2 separate regions of the Homo sapiens genome follow, and region 1 is linked to region 2. Evidence: read pairs that join two places in POLR2A ChIA-PET (ENCODE). Cell type or tissue: HepG2. All regions are shown on one strand. Each heading gives the region's core, and the rest is flanking DNA. Links, peaks and the distances in the headings are about the cores only. Region 1 overlaps SLC13A3 (solute carrier family 13 member 3). Region 2 has its middle 15 kb from the start of TP53RK-DT.

What was found. Peaks named below come from ENCODE experiments on the same cell type or tissue, not always from the same donor. Only the 100,000 strongest peaks of a DNase experiment are listed, where the experiment ranks them.
Region 1: POLR2A ChIA-PET joins it to region 2 with 19 read pairs; 3 of 35 experiments call an interaction of 5 or more read pairs at or near these places.

Annotation. Positions count from the first base shown.
Region 1 is chr20:46,604,490-46,609,866 of GRCh38, reverse strand. All of the region lies in intron 3 of SLC13A3 (solute carrier family 13 member 3), which reads left to right. Among named protein-coding and RNA genes, the nearest start is that of SLC13A3, 44 kb to the left of the region's middle. In HepG2, for the core only: a CTCF peak has its summit at 1,767 (motif pointing left); DNase peaks (open chromatin) are centred at 1,456, 1,786, 2,316 and 4,486.
Region 2 is chr20:46,671,757-46,677,133 of GRCh38, reverse strand. It overlaps a transcript of SLC13A3 not described here. Among named protein-coding and RNA genes, the nearest start is that of TP53RK-DT, 15 kb to the left of the region's middle. RefSeq lists an enhancer at 2,090-2,604 and a silencer at 3,517-3,673. In HepG2, for the core only: a CTCF peak has its summit at 2,578; DNase peaks (open chromatin) are centred at 1,613 and 2,763.

The sequences.
Region 1 (5,377 bases), core at 62-5,061, 67 kb after region 2:
TATAGGTCCAGGAGGGAACGCACATAGTGATATTCACTGTAGCGCTCTCTGTGGTGTGGGAAGTTGGTGGCTACATGCACTTTATTGCTAGTACAGGCAAAGGCAAATATGGTGGATACATGCCATTGAGCATTATGCTCCTTTTAAAAGAGAGAAGAATTAGTGAACCATGTACTTCTATAAATGGATCTCATAGAGCAGTTATGATTGGAGGTAAAAACCAGAATGAGATCTAGAATACAACCTCAATATGTAAGCTGAAAATACACATGAACGACAAAAGATTTTGTAAGCAATGTATGATGAAAAGCTACACATTAAACATATCAGAATGGTTGCTATGGAAAGGGTGAGAGTGGGAAATGGGGAGAGAAAGGACTAAAAAGACCCAATCAATTATAGGAAAGAGAGGCTTTGTGAAGTAAATAGTGATAACGTATTATGAACGGAGGGATTTGATTCCCTCAATCCTCTGAAATTATGTTCTTAATAAAACAAAACATACACAGCCATTGTATTTTTAGGTGACTACATACAGTCTCCAAGAGGGAAATGATTTTCCCAAATTACACAGTGAAGTTAAAGAAGTCCAGGATCAATTCAGAGGCACAATGACGTCATGATTTTTCATTGGCAACTCTGGTTCCCCTGGTCTTATGGTTGCAAAGTGGCTGCCACATCATGTCACTTTAAAATGTCTTACTTTTAATTTACATAACTGTATTTTAAAAGGAAGATTTGAATTGATACATATGTGGGCAGAAATGGCTAGTTTAACCCCGGCATTGATTCTTCCTTTGTTCTTTTAGGAATAGAACCCAATACTTTCCTCTCTGAGGAAAGGCTGAAACTTCAAGCTCCCCTTGTGATAAGACTTGGTCAGATAACTGAGTCTGGTCAATGGAATATGAGTGGAAATGATGTGTGCAACTTCCGGGTTCTGTCCTTCCTGCCGGGTGGAATGTGAATATGATGGCACCTGGGACCCAAAGACAGGAGCCACATCTTGAGAGATAGATGGCAGATCTGCCCCTGTGGCTTTGGATCATTTACCTCAGTGAACACAACAAGCATTATCCATGAAACCATAGGTTTTGTGTGCTAGTTCTAGTTTTTAAAATATGAATTAAATTAAATACGTATCTGTTAAAACTTAAATGTTGATCCGTGTACCATCTAAGTTAATCTCACTGACAGTCACATGAGTATTTCCCCGTCATACACTAAGGGGTCCTGCTTATTTTATTTTCACAGCAACCCTGAACACTAGAAATGATTATATGTACTTTACAGATGAAGTTTGGAGAGGTGAGATGATGTGTTGAGGATCATAGCATTGGCAAAGTGGCAGAGTCAGCTCTATGCAACGGCAGAGTCTTCCACGAGGAAGTGAAGAGAAGCTTTATAGCATGGATTAACAAACTTTGTCTATAAATGACCAAATAGTAAATACTGCAGGCTTTGTGGGCCACTCTGTTGCAACTACTCAACGCTGCCCTTGCAGTGAGAAAGCAGCCACAGATAAAACAAACAAGCAGGCGTGGCAATGTGACAAAAAAATTGTATTTATGGGTGCTGAAATTAAAATTTCATATAATTTTTGTATCAGGAAATATTCTTCCATAGATGTTTTTCAACCATTTGAAAATGTAGAAGCCATTCCTAGTTGGCAGGCCACACAAAAACAGGCGGTGGGCTGGATTGGGGCTGCATATTGTAGGTCACTGACCCCTGCTGTACAATATTGGCTTTCTTGATTTTCAAACTGTTTCCCTTAAGAGAACTGCCTGATGGTCACCCTGGGGTGGCAGCAAGCACCTGGGACTCTGCCCTTTTCCCCATTTCAACCCTAGTTAGACTCACTTTATTCATTTTGTACACTGGGCCTCTAAGCAATAATAACCAATGTTTACTGTGCACTTAGTTTATGCGCGGACTCTTAGGTGGACCTCATATCTGAATGAGACGGAGCAAGCATCGACCTCATTTACAGAAATGGAAATTGAGGAAGGAATTAAAAAGAGTCCTCCCACCCCCCGTTACGCAGTTTCCAAACTGTGGCTCTGGTATTTTGAATCCGGGCTGGCTGACTTCAGAGCCTACATTCTCAGGCTCCATTATTCTGCCTCCCACATGAGACTTTTTCCAAAGTGGTCAAGCAAATGATTGAAAGCCAAGTCCCTCATTGTGAGAATGAAAAATCTGAGACTCAGGAAGGGGAAGGGACTTGCCCAAGGCCACACACAGTGGTGGCCATGCATTGAAGTCCAGAGCCTTTTCCTATGCTGCAGGATGTCAAGAGGGAGGGGATCCTGGGGGTTGGGATAGATACCTACCTTTACAGGCCATGGGATCAGGGAGGAGCAGGAATTGGTTAATGATCAGCTTCTAAGACCTAAAACAAGGCTAATTCCAGTACAAAGAGAGCTATTCCCTTTCATCCAGTTCTGAGCTTTGACCAGGTGGCAGGAGGCGAGGACAGGGGTGGAGGGAGTAGAGATTCTGCCAGTGGGCTAGGAGAGGCACAAGGAAGTTCCTAGGAGCTATAGGTTCATGAAGGACATCTGTAGCACCAGCAGCAACCATAATCATCATGTGAGCTGAGCTCCCATTTTCTGAGTAACCACCACATGCAGATACCATGCTAATTTTTTTATACTCATTAGCTCATCTGATCTTCATAATTGTACTAGGAGGTAATGATGCCCATTTTATAGATGAGGAAACTGAGGCTCAGAGAAGCAAAATGATTTGCCCAAAGTAACACGATGATTTGCTGAGCTCTGTCAGAATCCAGAATCTGTGCTTATAAGCACCTTGCCATGGTGCCTGGTACAGAGGAGGCAGAACCTAGGGCAGGGTGGGGCTATCTGGATAAGACTCCAGAGGTCCTCAGACTTGGAGGGCAGCGCTGTTGCCTTTCTCCAGTTCCTTTGCTCAGTTCTGTGCCCTGCACTTCCTGGGGGACCCAGGGGCCATGTGAGTGATGGCTTCGCCAATGTCCCCCTGCATGCACGCTCTCATTAGGTCCTCCACCACAGCCCTGTGGGGAGGCACTATTAGCATGCCTGTTTTACAGATGAGGAAACTGAAGCTCACAGCCATGATAGGCCCAATGTTCCTTGGCCAGTAAGGGGCCCACCTGGATTTTGTTTTTGTTTTTTAGAGACAGGGTCTTCCTCTGTCTCCTAGGCTGGAGTGCAGTGGTGCATTCAGCTCGCTGCAGCCTCAAACTCCCAGGCTCAAGTGATCCTCTAGCCTCGGCCTCCCAAAGCACTGGGCTTACAGGCGTGAGCCACCATATCTGGCCTTCCACCTGGCTTTTGAATCTAAACTCTTTCCCCTCCTTTTCTCTGTCCATAGAAAGCTAACTTGCCATCTACATCTTTATTTTATAGGAAGGCCCAGGATGCCACCCTTCACAACACAAGGGTCTTTAATGTTGAGTGAAGCGTGGTGCTCATCCATATGCTAACCAACCTTCTGCAACTTTCCTCATCTATAAAACAAGGACACTGCCTCTTACGTGAGAAACGAGAGCCAGGTACATAGGAAGTGGTTAATATATGGCAGTTGTATTAAAAACTACCTATGAGACTTCCAGGCATTGGAGGCACAGGTAATAAGACCTCCTACCTCGTTCCACCTTGGTGTTTCCCCTCCTACTTGAGCGGGATTGATTTGCTTCCTGGTTTATAATCTGTCTCCTCCACAGGTTCCAAGCTCCGTGAAGGGCCTATCAGTCTTTCTCATTGTTGTGAATCTTCACTGGTGCAGTCTTGTGCACCTAAGACACTGTTGGTACATAGTAGATGTTCAATAAATGTGTGGAATTAATGAATACACAAATAGACCATTGAACTAACTGTTCTATGTCTCAGTTTCCTCAAACCTAAAACAGGGATAATAATCCTTACTACTTAGGCTGACATGAGTGCTAAGTGAGTAAATGGATATAAACCTGCTTAACTTGGGGGCTTTTGACCTTCCCTGGATTGCCGTTTACCTAATTTGACACAAGAACTCTTTCCTGAGGGCCCTCTTCGTGTCAAATTTTAAGAACATCTTAGTCATACCAGGGAGGCTAGACTAGAGTTATCAGTTTCACGTCAGACCTGCTAAAGTGACAGGTGGGTGCCTTGGAGATGGACCGAGGTTCAGGGGATGGGAGATCCAAAGTTCTGGGTATAATCCTGACTCTGCCACTGACCCATTGGGTCCTCTTGATCCCAATTTAGCCCACCTCTCTAGGCCTCAGTTTCCCCAGTTGTGAAGAGGAAGGTAATAAACTTTGCATAGCTCTGTAAGGCTGCTTGGAGACAGCTGTAAGATTATAAATGTGAAAGTTCTCCATCCCCTGGCCTGACACAAACTCAAGGATTTGTATGATGTGAATAAGACCCTACAGAAGCATCAAGCTTCTAATCAACTGGCAATTTCTGGACCCAGAGAAGTCTCTCTGGGGACTTTGCTCCACTGGCCTGTTTCCATGTGGTCTCTTGGGCCACTGAGGTCACAGGAAGCACAGGGGTGGATCCTGTGTAAATGCCTAAGAGCTCTGCTCAGCACCAGGTTTTCCAGTTTCATCTTCATGACTTTATCATCATCATCATCAGAAAATAATGCCTGATATTAACTTTTCTTACATTACTAATCTCCATAAGGAAAAAGCAAAACTCCCTCCTTCCTGATCTTATATGATAAAGCTAATTACTGTTTAGAGTTCTGTGTGTACGAATACCCTTCACTGCCTTATTTATAGCACATACAATCTCTTATCAGGGCTCTTCAACTCAGATGCAGAGCAAACGGGGCCAGGCGAGGGCTGTGGCAAACTGGTGAGCTCAGTTTCCCTATCTGTAACCTCAGACAAGTTGCTGTCCACCCTGGCTGCATAAAGGAATCACCTGCACAGCACCCAGGTGGGAAGAGGGTAGAGCGAGCTAGCGATGGTGGGGACTGGGGGTCACCAAGTCAGAGTTCTTACTGTCTGGCCATCCCCTGGGGAGCAACTTTGCCCCCAACCTTAGTGTGCTATTAATAGTCCCTCGCTTCCTACTTCAGTGCCCTGGACCCTGGCCTCGTGCATGGCTTGTGGACCTGTTCCCAGCACTCGTGCTCAGGGGCCCTCATCCCTATGGCCCAGGGCAGCTGATTCAACTTTCATCTTCAGGCCCCTGCAGGGGGTCAACAGGGCCAGCTCCAGGCACAGGAAAAATGACACAGCCAGCCACCATGGAATCCTGTTCCCTCATGGTACCAACGGTGTACCACGAGAGCGGCCCGTGGTGTGGAAGGGACTTCCCCAAACCACGGGGCGAGACAAGGAATGTCCACATGGCTGTGTATGTGGCCTGACTTCCATGTGAAGGAAAAT
Region 2 (5,377 bases), core at 192-5,191:
AAGTCCAGTCTGGCCAACATGGCGAAACCCTGTCTCTACTAAAAACACAAAAATTAGCCAGGCATGATGGTGGGCGCCTGTAATCCCAGCTACTTGGGAGGCTGAGACAGGAGAATCGCTTGAACCCAGGAGATGGGGGTTGCAGTGAGCCGAGATCGCCACTGCACTCCAGCCTGGACAGGGTGAGACTCTGTCTCAAAAAAAGAAAAGAAGCTGATGAATTTGGAACTACTCTCCGTTCCCCCTCCTGGCCACCCTGGCGTAGGCCATGTGATCTTTTGCCTGAACCCCTGCAGTTGCCTCTCATGGTTCTCCCCACTTCTGCCGTCGTCCCCACTGTTTCCACGCAGCCCAGGAATTCTATTAAATCTCAGTTCAGATCTGCCAGGCAAGGTGGTGCATGCCTGTAGTCCCAGCGACTGGGGAGGCTGAGGCGGGAAGGATCTCCTGGGCCCAGGAGTTCAAGGCTGCAGTGAGCTGTGATTGCACCACTGCACTCCAGCCTGGATGACACAGTTTAGTTTTAGTTAAAAACAAAATTAAACAAACTAAAGAAAAAGAAAAGAAAAGAAAAAAAGGGGCCGGGCGCAGTGGCTCGTGCCTGTAATCCTAACAATTTGGGAGGCTGAGGTGGGCGGATTGCCTGAGCTCAGGAGTTCGAGACCAGCCTGGGCAACACGGTGAAACCTTGTCTCTACTAAAAAAAAAAAAAAAAAAAAAAAGAGTTGAGAGAGTGGCTGCCCTTGGTGAAGGGGCAGTGATTTGGAGGGGGCTTCTGGGGACTTCTCGGGGGATGGACAAGTTCTATTTCTTGAGCTTGATGCTGGTTATGTGGGTGGATTGGGTTTGTAAAATTTCATGAAACTGCAGGCATGTTTATATGGGTACTTTTCAGTATTTATGTGGTACTTCAATAAAAAGCTGTGAGGCCAGGTGGTGGCTTGTGTCTGTAATGCCAGCACTTTGGAAGGCCGAGGTGGGTAGATCACCTGAGGTCAGGAGTTTAAGACCAGTCTGGCCAACATGGCGAAACCCTGTCTCTACTAAAAACACAAAAATTAGCCGGGCATGATGGCGGGTGCCTGTAATCTCAGCTACTTGGGAGGCTGAGATAGGAGAATCGCTTGAACCCAGGATGTGGAGGTTGCAGTGAGCCGAGATCGCCACTGCACTCCAGCCTGGACAGGGTGAGACTCTGTCTCAAAAAAAGAAAAGAAGCTGATGAATTTGGAACTACTCTCCGTTCCCCCTCCTGACCACCCTGGCGTAGGCCATGTGATCTTTTGCCTGAACCCCTGCAGTTGCCTCTCATGGTTCTCCCCACTTCTGCCGTCGTCCCCACTGTTTCCACACAGCCCAGGAATTCTATTAAATCTCAGTTCAGATCTGCCAGGCAAGGTGGTGCATGCCTGTAGTCCCAGCGACTGGGGAGGCTGAGGCGGGAAGGATCTCCTGGGCCCAGGAGTTCAAGGCTGCAGTGAGCTGTGATTGCACCACTGCACTCCAGCCTGGATGACACAGTTTAGTTTTAGTTAAAAACAAAATTAAACAAACTAAAAAAAAAAAAAGAAAGAAAGAAAAAAAAAGGGGCCGGGCATGGTTGCTCGTGCCTGTAATCCTAACACTTTGGGAGGCTGAGGTGGGCAGATTGCCTGAGCTCAGAAGTTCGAGACCAGCCTGAGCAACACGGTGAAACCTTGTCTCTACTGAAAAAAAAAAAAAAAAAAAGAAAAAAAATTAGCTGGGCGTGGCAGCATGCGCCTGTAGTCCCAGCTACTTGGGAGGCTGAGGCAGGAGAATTGCTTGAACCTGGGAGGCAGAGGTTGCAGTGAGATGAGATTGCGCCACTGCACTCTAGCCTGGGTGACAGAGTGAGACTCCATCTCCTAAAAACAAAAAAGAAAAGAAAAGAAAAAAAGGAAAACCACTCCACTTCCCCCCACCAACCCCAACACTCCCCATTCTGACCCCTCTGCTGTTCCTCTCCCCACTATTCCCCTGGGTCAGCCACACTGGGCTCCTTGCTGTTCTTCCAACATGCCAGCCTTGCGCACATCTCAGGGCCTTCATAGCAGCTGTTCCCTTTCCCTGAAACACTTTTCCCACTGATCGCCACATGGCTGCCTCCCTCATTTCCTTCAGGTCTCTACCAAATGCCACTTTGTCTGGGAAGCCCCCACAGCACCCTCATCCCAGCCCCATCGACTGCCCAGCTTCATTCCTGTCAAGCGCATCATGGCCCCCCACAGCCTCTGTATTCACTTGCTCATTTGTTTGCTGTCTGTGGCCCCCTCTAGAATTGGGGCTCTGGGCAGGGAGCTCTGTTTGGTTCACTGCTCTAGCCCTAATTTCTACCATGGTGCCTGGGATTTAGTAGGTGCTCCTTAGGTATTTTGAATTGAATTGAATTCTCTCTTCCAAACCTAGCCTGCCTGTTGGAAAGAAAATCAAGGATCCATGTGAGCCTTCCTCTGATTCCTTCCACTCCTCCAAACAAACACACACACACACACACACACACACACACACGCGCGCGCGCGCGCGCACTCCCCACCTACCCACTGTCTCCCCTGCTGGAGGCAAAACAGAGTATAGTCCTGGCCTGAGGTTTGGAACAAAAAACAGAACACTGGGGGTCTGCTGCCGATCAAAGGCCTCTCCGTGTTTGTAAACCTTGACTCTCTGCCTGGGATGGAGGAGGCCAGGGGATGGCCCAGAACCCAGGGTTAGTCAACGATCCAGGCCAGGAAGGCCCAGGCCTGCCCCCTTCCCCATAGTGAGGAAAGGCCCCACAAGGCCAAACTGTTTGACTTCCCCCTCCAGGGGAAAGAAGGGGGAACTAATCCCCCCTCCAGTCTGAGGGCTCTCTGCTGGGACCTGCATCAAAGCCAATATTGTTCTTGGAGCTGCAGAGACCTCAAACAAAATGTCACACTGAGAGATGTTGACGGGGTATGGGGGTCAGGGTGCGGAGGTGGAGGGGAGGGGAACCGAAAGTCCCTTCTGTGGAGGGAAGAATGGAATTTGGTGCCAAGATTCCCCTCATACTCTCTCCCACTGCCTACCTTATTTTTCTTCATAGCACTAAGTTCCACGTGACATGCTGTGTATTTCACACATGTATCTTATCACAGAGCTACTAAAATGAAAACTCTGTGAGAGCAAAACTGGTGTCTGATTTGATCACTGTTGTATCCCCAGCACCCAGAATGATGCCTGGTATACAATAGGTGCTCAATTAATCCTTGCTGAATGAACAATAGTCATGATTTTGACTGATATTCCTAACAGTAAGACCCAATGATGTAGAGCGTGTTTCATCCTTCAATATTTATTGCTCCTCTCCATGTTCCAGGCACTGGGAGTGTGGCAGGGGGCAATTGGGACTCCCTTGTTCCCCTGGAGTTTAACCTAGTGGTAAACACTTTCAGACGACGAATCATGCTATTTGGGGATTTTGTACAGGGTGAGTGACGTGAACTTGAGGAAGGCTGCGTTTCCTTAGATCAGGAGGTCGGGGGTGGGGACCCTCTGAGGAGGTGACATTTGAGCTGAGGACTGAGTGAGTAGAAGGAACCAGTCATGGTGATGGTGGCGGGAGCTTGGGGAGGGTGCACAGGGAGATCCAGGCAGACTGAGCATTTGTAAAAGCAGAGAACTTGCTATGCTCAAGGAGCAGAAAGAAGGCTGCAAAGAGGACAGCCCCCAGCAATGGAAGGGAATGGGGGAAGGGTTGAAGGACCAGGCAGGACCTGATCGTTCATGTAAATGCCTAGCACTGTGCTTGGCACACAGCAAGCCTCCATAACTGGGCTGATGACCATAGTTAATATATTTATTCATACCTCACATAGCGTGTTATTTCCCAATTAGAAATCATACTTCCCTGTAATTAGGGGTTGATAGGTACCTGGTCCTGTGCTAAACGAATAAATGGGAACAGCCCTTAGAACAGCACCTGGCTTTTCATTCTCTGAGACTTATCATAAACCTATGATGTAGTTGTTTTTATTATCTACATTTTCCACAAGGCCATGGAGGCTCAGAGGGGTGATATGAGCCCACCAGGTGCACAGTTTCAGTGTTAAACATCTGCTGCTTGACAAACTATCCCCCAAACTTAAACAATAATCATGCAATAATACATCATGATTTTGTGGGGCAAGAATTAGAGTGGGGCTCAGCTGGGTGATTCTTCTGTTCTCCGTGGCATCGAGGAATGCACTCAGGGTCACTCAGCCATTCAGATGAACTCATCTGGGGGGCCTAAGACAGCTTCATTCATGTGTCTTGTGCCTTGATAGGGCTGGCTGGAAGTCTGGGCTCAGCTGTCAACCAGAGCAGATACTCATGGCCTCTCCAGCATGACAGCCTCAGGGCAGTAGTCCAGGTCTCCAAGGACAAGTGTTCTAGAAATCAGGCAGAAGCTGTGTGGCCTTATTCATGCCCTGGAAGCCGTATCGGGTCACTTCCACGGTAAGCTGTTGGTCAAAGCAGTCAGAAGCTCACCTAGGTTCATCAGGAGGGGGAATAGGCCCTGCCTCCCAGTGGAAAGGGTGTCACAGGATTTGTGGCTATGTTTTATAACCACATATGGACTGGCATTTGAACTGCCTACCCCACTAGATGGGAAGCCGCATGAAGGAGGGATGCTGCCTGCCTCATTTCATGTCAGATCCCCAGTGTTCAGCACAGTGCCTGGCACAGGTTTGAATTCAGTAAATGTTTGCTGAATGAATAAATGAATAGATGATTCCAAAATCCATACTCCTGTTGCCATGGGCTCAGCAGAGCTTGGGTATGAATGACTACTGCTCGGTGCAGCACCAGGAACCCCAGGAATGCTGATAGCCCAGCCTTCTGGTGAGGGTTACCAAATGTTGGGATTTGCACATCAATTCAATTCAACCCATCTCATATTTATTTCCCACTCATGTGCCAGGCAGTAGAGAGGCAGCTGTGTCTGAGCAGGCATGGCCTCTGCCTATGGGAAGCTCAAAGCCACGCTTTCCTTCTCTTCACATGAGTTGGCTTGAAGTCTGGTGGAAGGACCCCTGGACTGGGAACTGGCCATAATTCAGACCCTGACTCTCTGGATGGTATTGGAACAGACACTGTGACCCTCTGTTTGTTGACCTGTTTAGTGGGACAGGTGTATCAGATTGGATGACTATGAAAAAGCCCCTCTAGCTAGTGGGAGTCATAGACATGTGCAGCTCAGATTCCCCTTCAAACTGGGACTTGCTGCCCAGCCATTATTAGCTCTTTTGGGGACTGCCTCAGTTTTCAAGTAGAAGTAATGCTCTTCTCAGGGAGGCCCTCAGCTCAGAGACTGGTTGAGTCAGATGCCGGTACAAGTATCTACCCACCTGGTGCA